Linked DNA regions of Homo sapiens: region 2 is linked to region 1. Evidence: chromatin contacts called from ENCODE Hi-C or POLR2A ChIA-PET data. All regions are on one chromosome and are shown on one strand. The core of a region is the stretch at or near the end of the contact, and the rest is flanking DNA. Distances in the headings are between cores, read along the strand shown.

Evidence for each region. Hi-C counts contacts between places; a loop is a spot of excess contacts on that map. ChIA-PET counts read pairs that join two places held with the same protein, here RNA polymerase II (POLR2A). Pooled maps may share reads with other maps.
Region 2: a pooled map shows a loop between it and region 1 (4-fold over the local background). The contact joins the enhancer-like site here to the promoter of LRRC34 in region 1. A Hi-C loop is called at or near these places in 3 of 50 pooled maps. POLR2A ChIA-PET finds 5 or more read pairs at or near these places in 4 of 52 experiments (GM12878, T-cell, WTC11 and 1 more).

The regions. Positions count from the first base shown.
Region 1 is chr3:169,811,654-169,816,502 of GRCh38, reverse strand. It overlaps LRRC34 (leucine rich repeat containing 34), which reads left to right and starts at 3,599. Exons shown (of 11, transcript NM_001172779.2): 1 at 3,599-4,093. The coding sequence starts at 3,955. It overlaps LRRIQ4 (leucine rich repeats and IQ motif containing 4), which reads right to left and starts at 3,633. Exons shown (of 6, transcript NM_001080460.3): 1 at 3,457-3,633. RefSeq lists enhancers at 1,995-2,044, 2,335-2,434 and a silencer at 3,925-4,224.
Region 2 is chr3:170,152,614-170,157,460 of GRCh38, reverse strand. All of the region lies in intron 4 of PHC3 (polyhomeotic homolog 3), which reads left to right. Among named protein-coding and RNA genes, the nearest start is that of PHC3, 27 kb to the left of the region's middle. Within about 2 kb of position 2,845, at least 4 of the 41 ENCODE cell types and tissues checked have a DNase peak (open chromatin) inside an H3K27ac peak, as active enhancers do; they include GM12878, where a contact is called at or near this core.

The DNA of each region.
Region 1 (4,849 bases), core at 2,350-4,849:
GAGATGAAAAAGGAGATATTACAACTGATACAGTAGAAATTCCAAGGATCAACTATATGTTAATACATTGGGAAACCTAGAAGAAATGGATAAATTCCTAGATATATACCATTTACCAAGATTGAACCATGAAGAAATCTGAAACCTCAATAGACCAATAGCAAGTAAAAAGATCAAAGTCATAATAAAAAGTCTCCTAGCAAAGAAAAACCTGGGACCCAATGGCTTCAATGCTGATTTTTATCAAACATTTAAAGAAGAACTAATACCAATCCTACTCAAGCTGTTCTGAAAAATAGAGGAGGAAAAACTACTTCCAAATTCGTTCTATGAGGCCAGTATTACCCTGACACCAAAACCAAAGACACACCAAAACAAACAAACAAGCAAACCAAAAAACAGAAAACTGTAGGGCAATGTCCCTGATGGATCTTCTCAGCGAAGATCCTCAACGAAAATGCTAGCAAACTGAATTCAACAACACATTAAAAAAATCATTCATCATGACCAAGTGGCATTCATCTTAGGAATGCAAGGATGGCTCAACATACACAAATCAATCAATGTGATACAACCTATCAACAGAATGAAGGACAAAAACCATATGATCATTTTAATTGATGCTGAAAAAGCATGTGATAAAATTCAACATCACTTCATGATAAAAGCCCTCAATAAACTGGGAGTAGATGGAAGATACCTCAACACGATAAAAACCATATTTGACAGGCCCGTAGGTAGTATCATACTGAATAGGAAATACTGAAAACCTTTTCTCTAAGATCTGGAACAATATAAGGATGCCCACTTTAACCACTATTATTCAGTGTAGCACTGGAAGTCTTAGCTAGAGCAATTAGAGAAGAGAAAGATATAAAGAGCATCCAAACTGGAAAAGAAGAACCCAAATTATCCTTGTTTGCAGATGATATAATCTTATATTTGGAAAATCCTTAAGACTCCACCAAAAAAAATTATTAGAATGGATAAACAAATTCAATAAAGTTGTAGGATACAAAATCAACATATAAAACTCAGTAGCATTTTTATATACCAACAGCAAACAATCAGAAAAAGTAAGAAAATAATCCCATTTACAGTAGCTACAAATAAAATAAAATACCTAAGAACAAACTCAACCAAAGAAGTAAAAGATCTCTACAATGAAAACTATAAAACATTGAAGTAAGAAATTAAAGAGGACACACACACAAAAAAAGGAAAGATATTTTATGTTCTTGGATTAGAATAATAATTATTGTTAAAATGTCCATTTTATCCAAAGCAATTTACAGATTATATACAATTCCTATCAAAATACCAAAGACCTTCTTCACAGAAATAGAAAAAATAATCCTAAAATTTGTATGAAACCACAAAAGATCCAGCATAGCCAAAGCTAACCTGAGCAAAAAGAACAAAACTGGAGGAATCACATTACCTAAATTAAAATTATATTGCAGAGCTAAAGTAGCCAAACTAGCATGGTACTGGCATAAAAATAGATACATAGACCAATGGAACAGAATAGAGAACCCAGATATAAATCCATCATCTACAGTGAACTCGTTTTTGACAAAGGTATCAGTAACATATATTGGGGAAAAGATAGTTTCTTCAATAACGGTTCTGGGAAAACTGGATATCCATATGCAGAAGAATGAAACTACACCCCTATCTCTTGCCACATACAAAAATCAAATCAAAATGGATTAAAGGGCCAGGCATAGTGCCTCACGCCTGTAATCCCAGCACTTTGGGCGGCAGAGGCAGGTAGATCACTTGAGGTCAGGAGTTTGAGACCAGCCTGGCCAACATGGTGAAACCCTGTCTCTACTAAAAATACAAAATTAGCTGGGCGTAGTGGGGGGCGCCTGTAATCCCGGCTATTCTGGAGGCTGAGGTGGGAGAATTGCTTGAAGCTCGGAGGCAGAGGTTGCAGTGAGCCAAGATCAGGCCACTGCACTTCAGCCTGGACCACAGAGCGAGACTCTGTCTCAAAAAACAAACAAACAAACAAACACCCCAAGACCCTAGTAGGCACAGACACAAGCGGCTGGATGTTGAGAGGAACACACCGGCGGAGGAGCACACAGGTGGCTGGACATTGAGAGGAACAGAGGAGCAGAAGAGCACACCGACAGGCACCAGCGGACGCTGCCAGGTCACCGACAAGCAGCACGATGTGTAGACCGAGGGGAATTTGGCCAGGGCAGTCAGTGGAGAGTCTGGCTGCTGAGCGGCCGGACTCCAGGGGAAAACCACCTTTCCACTCCATTCCCTTTCTGGCTCCCCATCCATCTGTTGAGAGCCACTTCCACCAATCAATAAAACCTTGCACTCATTCTCCAAGCCCACTGTGTGATCCGATTTTTCCGGTACACCAAGGCCAGAACCCCAGGAAACAGAAAGCCCTCTGTCCTTGCGGTAAGACAGAGGGTCTAACTGAGCTGATTGACGCAAGCCGCCTATACACAGCAAAACTGAAAGAGCACCCTGTAACACACGCCTACTGGGGCTTTGCTTCAGCAGCTGTAAGCATTCACCCCTAGACGCTGCGGTGAGTTCGGAGCCCACGTGCCCCACAACCTGCCCGTCTGCATGCTCCCCCTAGAGGTTTGAGCAGCGGAGCACCAAAGAAGCAAGCCACACCCCCATTGTTACCGGTAGAAGGTGTCCAGGTTCTTGGCGTCTTGAACAAAGAATTGGACAAAACGCACAAAGCAAGGAAGGAATGAAGGGATTTACTGAAAATGAAAGTATACTCCACAGTGTGGGAGTGGGCCGAGCACAGGGGCTCAAAGACCCCGTTACAAATTTTTTGGGAGTTTAAATATCCCTTAGAGGATTCCATTGGTTACTTAGAGTACGCCCTGTGTAAATGAAGAGGATGAAGTAAGGTTACAAAGTCGTTTATGGTGTACACCCTATGGAGAGGATATTTCCTGTTATAGCCGAAGTGCGAATCGGCCTTATGTTCCCTACCTCCAGACCCTATTTTCCTGCCTCACCATCGCATGCCCTGCAAGGGGGATAAGGAAACTATTACCATTTCAGTATCAAGGAAATGAAACTTACCAGATCGTCACATCTGGACAATGAGACACCAGATCCCTCACCCACCATGATTCCCTAAACGACCACCTGATTCCTGTTGACCAACTCCTCTTCCTTACCCCTCCCTAATTCCTGATTTCCTGCAAGTAGTCACATTTCTTTCTTGCTATGTAAACCCTTGATTCTAGTTGGTTGGGGAGACAGATTTGAGACTGATCTCCTCGGCTGCAGCACCAGATTAAAGCCTTCCTCCCTGGCAATTCTCATTGTTTCAGTGATTGGCATTCTGTGCCAGGAGCAGCTGGATCTAGACGGAACCCCTGGCCTTTTAGTAACACATGTGGATCTGGCCCTGCCCGCCTCCCCGCTGTCTGTACTGATCTGAGTACATTCAAGTACCTGCGCATGCCCAGAACGCACCAAGCATTCTGTCCTCTGGCAGCCTCCTTCGGACCATCCAGATGTCACCTCCTTCAGGAAGCCCTCCCTGGTGGCCCCGCCCTTTGGGAGCACAAAACCCTTTATGCTCCCAAAGCCCAACGCCTTTATCATGTGCTGATGCTACTCTGCTTCTTCGCTGGCCCGGCAGGCCGGTGCACACTTTGTAGGAGCGGGCTTTGTCATAATCTTCTTTGTAGCCCCAGCCCTAGCTCAGCAGCGGAGCCCCTCAAACCTCGGGAACTCCTCCCTGCAAAGGAGCCAGGACGCCCTCCCTCAGGCTGCCTTTAACCAGGGCAGGGTGACAAAGGACCTCCACAGAGTAGGCGGTCACTGCCTTAGCAGTGAGGCCTCAGGGCCCGGGCAGGCACAGCCAGCGGGACTCGAAGCAGGCTGGCGCCGAGGCTCGTGTAGCCGCCTCACAGCTGCAGGCGGACTGTAAGTGCGCGCGCGGTCGCCATGGCAGCGCAGCCGCCGCGGCCAGTGGGTGAGAGGAGCATGGGGAGCTCCCGGGAGGCCGCCCGTGCGCCGGCCAGGTCCCCGGCTTGGGCCTCCACTCAGGCCAGTACTCCGGGCGCGGCCCTGGCGGTCCAGCGCGGTAAGAAGTAGGGAGCACGTCTGCGCGGCCTGGCCCAGACAAAACGCGCGAGGGGCGCCGGGGTCGCACGGCAGGAGTCCTCCCAGCAGCCCGCCAGCCCAAGGCGTCGAGGCGGGAGGGGGGCCCCTGGGAACCCCAGCTGTGGCCAGAGGTTTGGGGCGCCCAGAAACGAGGGCAGGAGAAGAGTCCCCGGTCGCCCTTTGCGACCGGGGGCAGGAGAGGAGTCCACGGAGAGGAGTTCCCGTGGGTCCGCCCTTTGCGCGATAGGTTGTGCAGATGGTGTCTGTCGCCGTGCTCTCAGGGTCTCCGGGAGGGGGTGGCGGGGGGGCTCTTCTCAGCCCCCTTTTTGTGAAAGTCCCAGAGAGCAGGTCACAGGGGGGCATGAGGGTCTTGATACTGTTTCTGACTTTGCACCTCTGTACTATCTCCGTTTTAAATATTTCTGCGCCCATGATTAGCAAGTTAAGCACCTACCCTGAACGGCCACCCCCTACCCGCCATTTCCGTTTTATATGCTGGTTTTAAAGTCTGTTTGTGGATACGGAACTGTGTTCGGAGGCTGGCTTAATAATACTGCATCCAGGAGATGGGCAGTGTTAGGCTCTGCCTTTAGCATGAGAGGAAATTTAAGCTGGCATAACAACTTGTTCAAATGTACACACTGCGGATTCTGGATAGGGCACCCACGTTCTGACTCATGCTTATCGCTTAGATTTCCCAGTGCTTGGCTAAGTATAGAAAAGCATGTTTTGGAGG
Region 2 (4,847 bases), core at 1,596-4,095, 340 kb before region 1:
TTACTGCATTTTTGTAAAATATTCCAACAGTACAGAAAAAGTAAAAAAGGTATTAAGTTCCCTAAAGCCTCTTTTCCCTTTCAGTCCGTCTGTCTTCTTAGTTGGTTCCATACCCCTCCACATCTTATCCTATGTATTATGGACATATATGTCATAGAGAAGTGTGCATATATGCATTTAGCACTCTTTTTTACACATTGTAAACACAGGTATTCTGCATTTTGTTTTTTTCCCTTAACAGTGTGTCTTGAGATCTTTTTATGTTTGCAGACAGAGATCAATCTCACTTAAGCTGCTGTGTGGGGTTGCACTGTGTGAATGGATTTTATTTTATATAACCATCGCTGTTGCTGGACATTTTAAATTATTTCCAATATGATAATTGTTCTGACATTGCAAGTTTTCTTTCTAGGATGCCAAAATCTGAAAACATTGGGAGACTGTGAGGTTTTTTATGTTTGTTTTATTTTCACCAGCTTGTATTGCAGAAAGTAGAAGTAATGTTTTTCTAAAATAAATAGGATAGGTATTTTATTTCTTTGATTTATTAAAAAACACGTAGTCTCAGCAGGGTACGGTGGCTCACACCTGTAATCCCAGCATTTTGGGAGGCCGAGGTGCGTGGATCACGAGGTCAGGAGTTCAAGACCAGCCTGACCAACATGGTGAAACCCCGTTACTATTAAAAATGCAAAAATTAGCCAGGCATGGTAGCAAGCCCTGTAATCCCAGCTACTCAGGAGGCTGAGGCAGGAGAATCACTTGAACCCAGGAGGCGGAGTTTGCAGTGAGCCAAGATGGCGCCACTGCACTCCAGCCTGGGTGACAGAGTGAGACTCCATCTCAAAAAAAAAACCATGTAGTCTCTTAAAAAGAAAATTCTTCATGGATAGCTATTACTACTTAAAAGTCCGGGTGCGATGGCTCACACCTATAATCCCAACATTTTGGGAGGCCGAGGTGGGTAGATCACTTCAGGTCAGGAGTTCGAGACCTGGCCAACATGGCGAAACTCGTCTCTACTAAGAATACAAAAATTAGCCATGCATGGTAGTGGGCGCTTGTGGTCGCAGATACTCAGGAGGCTGAGGCAGGAGAAGCACTTGAACCCAGGAGGCGGAGGTTGCAGTGAGCGGAGATTGTGCCACTGCATTCCAGTCCGGGCAGCAGAGTGAGACTCTGTCTCAAGAAAAAAAAAAATTCTGCATAGGGCCGGATATGGTGGCTCATGCCTGTAATCCCAGCACTTTGGGAGGCCAAGATGGGAGAATCACTTAAGCCCAGAAGTTTGAGACCAGCCTGAACTACGTAGACCCCATCTCTTTTCTTAATAAAATAAAAATAAAATTTCTATATAGCATTTTACTCTACTGATACTTGAAATACCACATAGCAGTTCCCACTAAATAATGAGGCAATACTATTTATAAGCTGCTTTAACATGATAAAAGCAAATTAATATACTAAGGTAAGCATTAAAGAGAAAAATAGCATTTCCTCTCTGATTCTAAAATTAATATCTACATAGAAAAGTTAAAAACTTTAAAAAAAGTAATCCCGGATTTTACTCCTAGAAGGCATTATATATATACACCTTTAACATTTTGGTGACTGTTCTCACAGGTAGTGGTGCATGGGTGTGTGTGTGTTTCTATATTGAGTCTAGTCATATATCATGTTATGAGTATGTATTATTGTGTGTATATCCAATGCAGTCATTTTTCTTAACTTTTTTTTTTGGAGACAGGGTCTCGCTCTGTCACCCAGGTTGGAGTGCAGTGCTGCAATCTCGGCTCACTGCAACCTCCGCCTCCCAGGCTCAAGTGATCTCCCAGCTCAGCCGCCTGAGTAGCTGGGACCACAGGTGTGCACCACAATGCCTGGCTAATTTTTTGTATTTTTGGTAGATACAGGGTTTCACCATGTTGACCAGGCTGGTCTCGAACTCCTGAGCTCAAGCTATCCACCTGTCTCAGCTTCCCAAAGTGCTGGGATTACTGGCATGAGCCACTATGCCTGGCCATCTTTCTTAACATGTTTTTCACATTTGTGATACATATACACACACAGACATTTGTATGTACCTATATGAATGATACTCTACATGTTGTTTTGCTGCCTTTTTACTCAGCAGTGGACACAAAAATCTTTTAATGCCACTGAATACAGATACATCATTCTTTTAATGTGAAATGTTTCTCTATTTAGGGTATACCTGATTGATTCTGATCAGTGAAACGGTAGAGGCAACTCTCAAATGGACTTTGGCTATGGGTAGTAATCGGTTGGAAACTCCTTTTGAGGACATTAACAGGTAGTTGGGAGTTAAGTGGCTTTTTCTGGCAGACTTGTTTCTTTCTGGTGACTCCTAGAATTAGCGTCAGTGGGGAGACAGCTTGCAGTAATCGGGCTCAGTAAGTGAGTTTCTTTGTGGAGTGTGACTTGAGATATGAAGTGACAGGATTGGTCAGGGTCTTCAGTGAAAGGGAATTAGGAGTGTTGGGATGGAACTGACAGAGAAATTAATGGAAACTGGTAAAGACATCTGGTTTAGGTCAGCAGAGCAACACAGGAAAAAGGAGAGCCTTATCAGTTGTGGAAAGGAAGGACAGTTTTTTAGTTAGGCTAGCTAGGGAGATGGACTTCTTGCAGAGGTGGCTACTGATCTGTTGGCCTTCATGAGTTGGGTGTTATTAGTAGATAGCTGCTTTTGAAATATTACTTGTTATATGGAACTTAAAAGTAAACACAACACTTGTTCTTTGATCTCACAACTTAGAGTAGAATACAGGTGGTTAGGGCGTTGCTAGTTGTCTTCACTTCCTCTTTTCTTTTTTAAGAAAAATAAAAGCATTCTGTTTGTACTTTGTACTATACTTCCTTAAAAAGCATTCTCCAGCTTGTTAGCTATCAGCCAATCATTTTTTAAAGAAGACTTTTATTACATTTTTCTTTAGAGAATGTGTAAATATCCTTACTAAGAGTACATTTCTTTCTTACTGTTTTTTGAAAGAATCACCAACTGAAAAAAAAGTTCTAAGGCATTATTACTGCAGAGTAACCTGAACTAGAGAGCTATCAGGATATTAAAAAAGTACCCCGAATGCCAAAATACATGAGTCAGAAAAACTTGGGTCCAGTTCTTCCCTGTTGGTAATTTAATCTCTGGAGCAAAGCTTAAATATTGCATGAATATGCCTTAAAATATGAAATATGCCTTAAAATAACATGACATTAATTAACTTAATAAGCTTATTGAATGAAGACCTTTCGTAGATACTGGATATATGAAGATGAATAACACATGGCCCCCACCCTTAAAGAAATTATTATTTAGAAGGATGAGATAGAAATATATGCTAAAAGTATATGGACGGTAACAATTAGGCAACAAAGAGGGGGAATAGTCAGTTCTGCTTTGGGATATGGGAATGCCTGAAAAAGCTTATTAGAGCAGGTGATTTTTGAGAAGTTGTTCACTATGTAGCTGCAGATGGGCTGGGACATGGCGGTGGCAAGGATGCTCAATCTAGTCAGGAATATCATCGCCAGTGCCATAGAGGACTGAGATCATGATACTACACATACCTTGCTATGGTAATGGGAAGGTTGTGTGTGGAGGGGGAGGAGATGATGCTAGAGAGGTTGTCAGGGAAGAGGTTTAACTTTATCCAGAAGATTCTTTTTTTTTTTTTTTTGAGACGGAGTCTCTCTCTGTCACCCAGGCTGGAGTGCAGTGGCGCGATCTTGGCTCACTGCAAACTCCGCTTCCCGGGTTCACGCCATTCTCCTGCCTCAGCCTCCCGAGTAGCTGGGACTACAGGCACCCGCCACCACGCCTGGCTATTTTTTTGTATTTTTAGTAGAGATGGGGTTTCACCGTGTTATCCAGGATGGTCTCAATCTCCTGACCTCGTGATCCGCCCGCCTCGGCCTCCCAAAGTGCTGGGATTACAGGCGTGAGCCACCGCGCCCGGCCTCAGAAGATTCTTAAATGGGTAATTAATATTAATAATCAGGGAAAGATTATCTGGCAAGTAGAAGGTGACAAGATTCCAGTAAGAGGTATCAGTTTGCAGATATTAAAGTAATCAAGCCAGAAATGACATGGGCCCAAAGTCTCAAACTAAGTGATGAAAAATCAAAATGGAAATTAGGAGACAAAAAGATGTATTAGAAACAAGATACGTGACTGATTTTGTGTGTGTGGTAAAGGAGAGGGAAGCATCAGGATGACTTCCAGATACTGTGTCTTGGAGAATTTTAGAAAATGCCAGTGCCATTTGAGGAGAAGCTGTTTTAAAAGGAATAATTAGTTTGCTGTTTGAACATGCTGAATTTGAGCTGGTAAAGGATACCCAGAAAGATGTGTTCTGTAGGTATTTGGATCTGGAACTTCAAAAAAGGGTTTATAGTTAAGAATCAAGAGTCATCAGGATTGAATTGTTTGAAACCGTGGAAGTAGATATGATAATCTAGGAATTCAAGAAGAAAAGTGTGGTCTGGTGCGATGGCTCATGCTGGTAATCCCAGCACTTTGGGAGGCTGAGGTGGGGGTATCGCTTGAGCCCAGGAGTTTGAGGCAAGCTTGGGCAACATGATGAAACCCTGTCTCTACAAAAAATAACAAAGATTAGCCGGGTGTGGTGATGCATGCCTGTAGTCCCAGCTACTCAGGAGGCTGAGGTGGAAGGATCATCTGAGTCTAGGAAATTGGGGCTGCAGTGAGCCATGATCACTCCACTGCACCCCAGCCTGGGTGACAGAGGGAGACCCTGTCTCAAAAAAAAAAAGAAGAAAAGTGTCAAAGACAGAGCATGAACATTTTGGGAGTGGGTGCAAAAGAA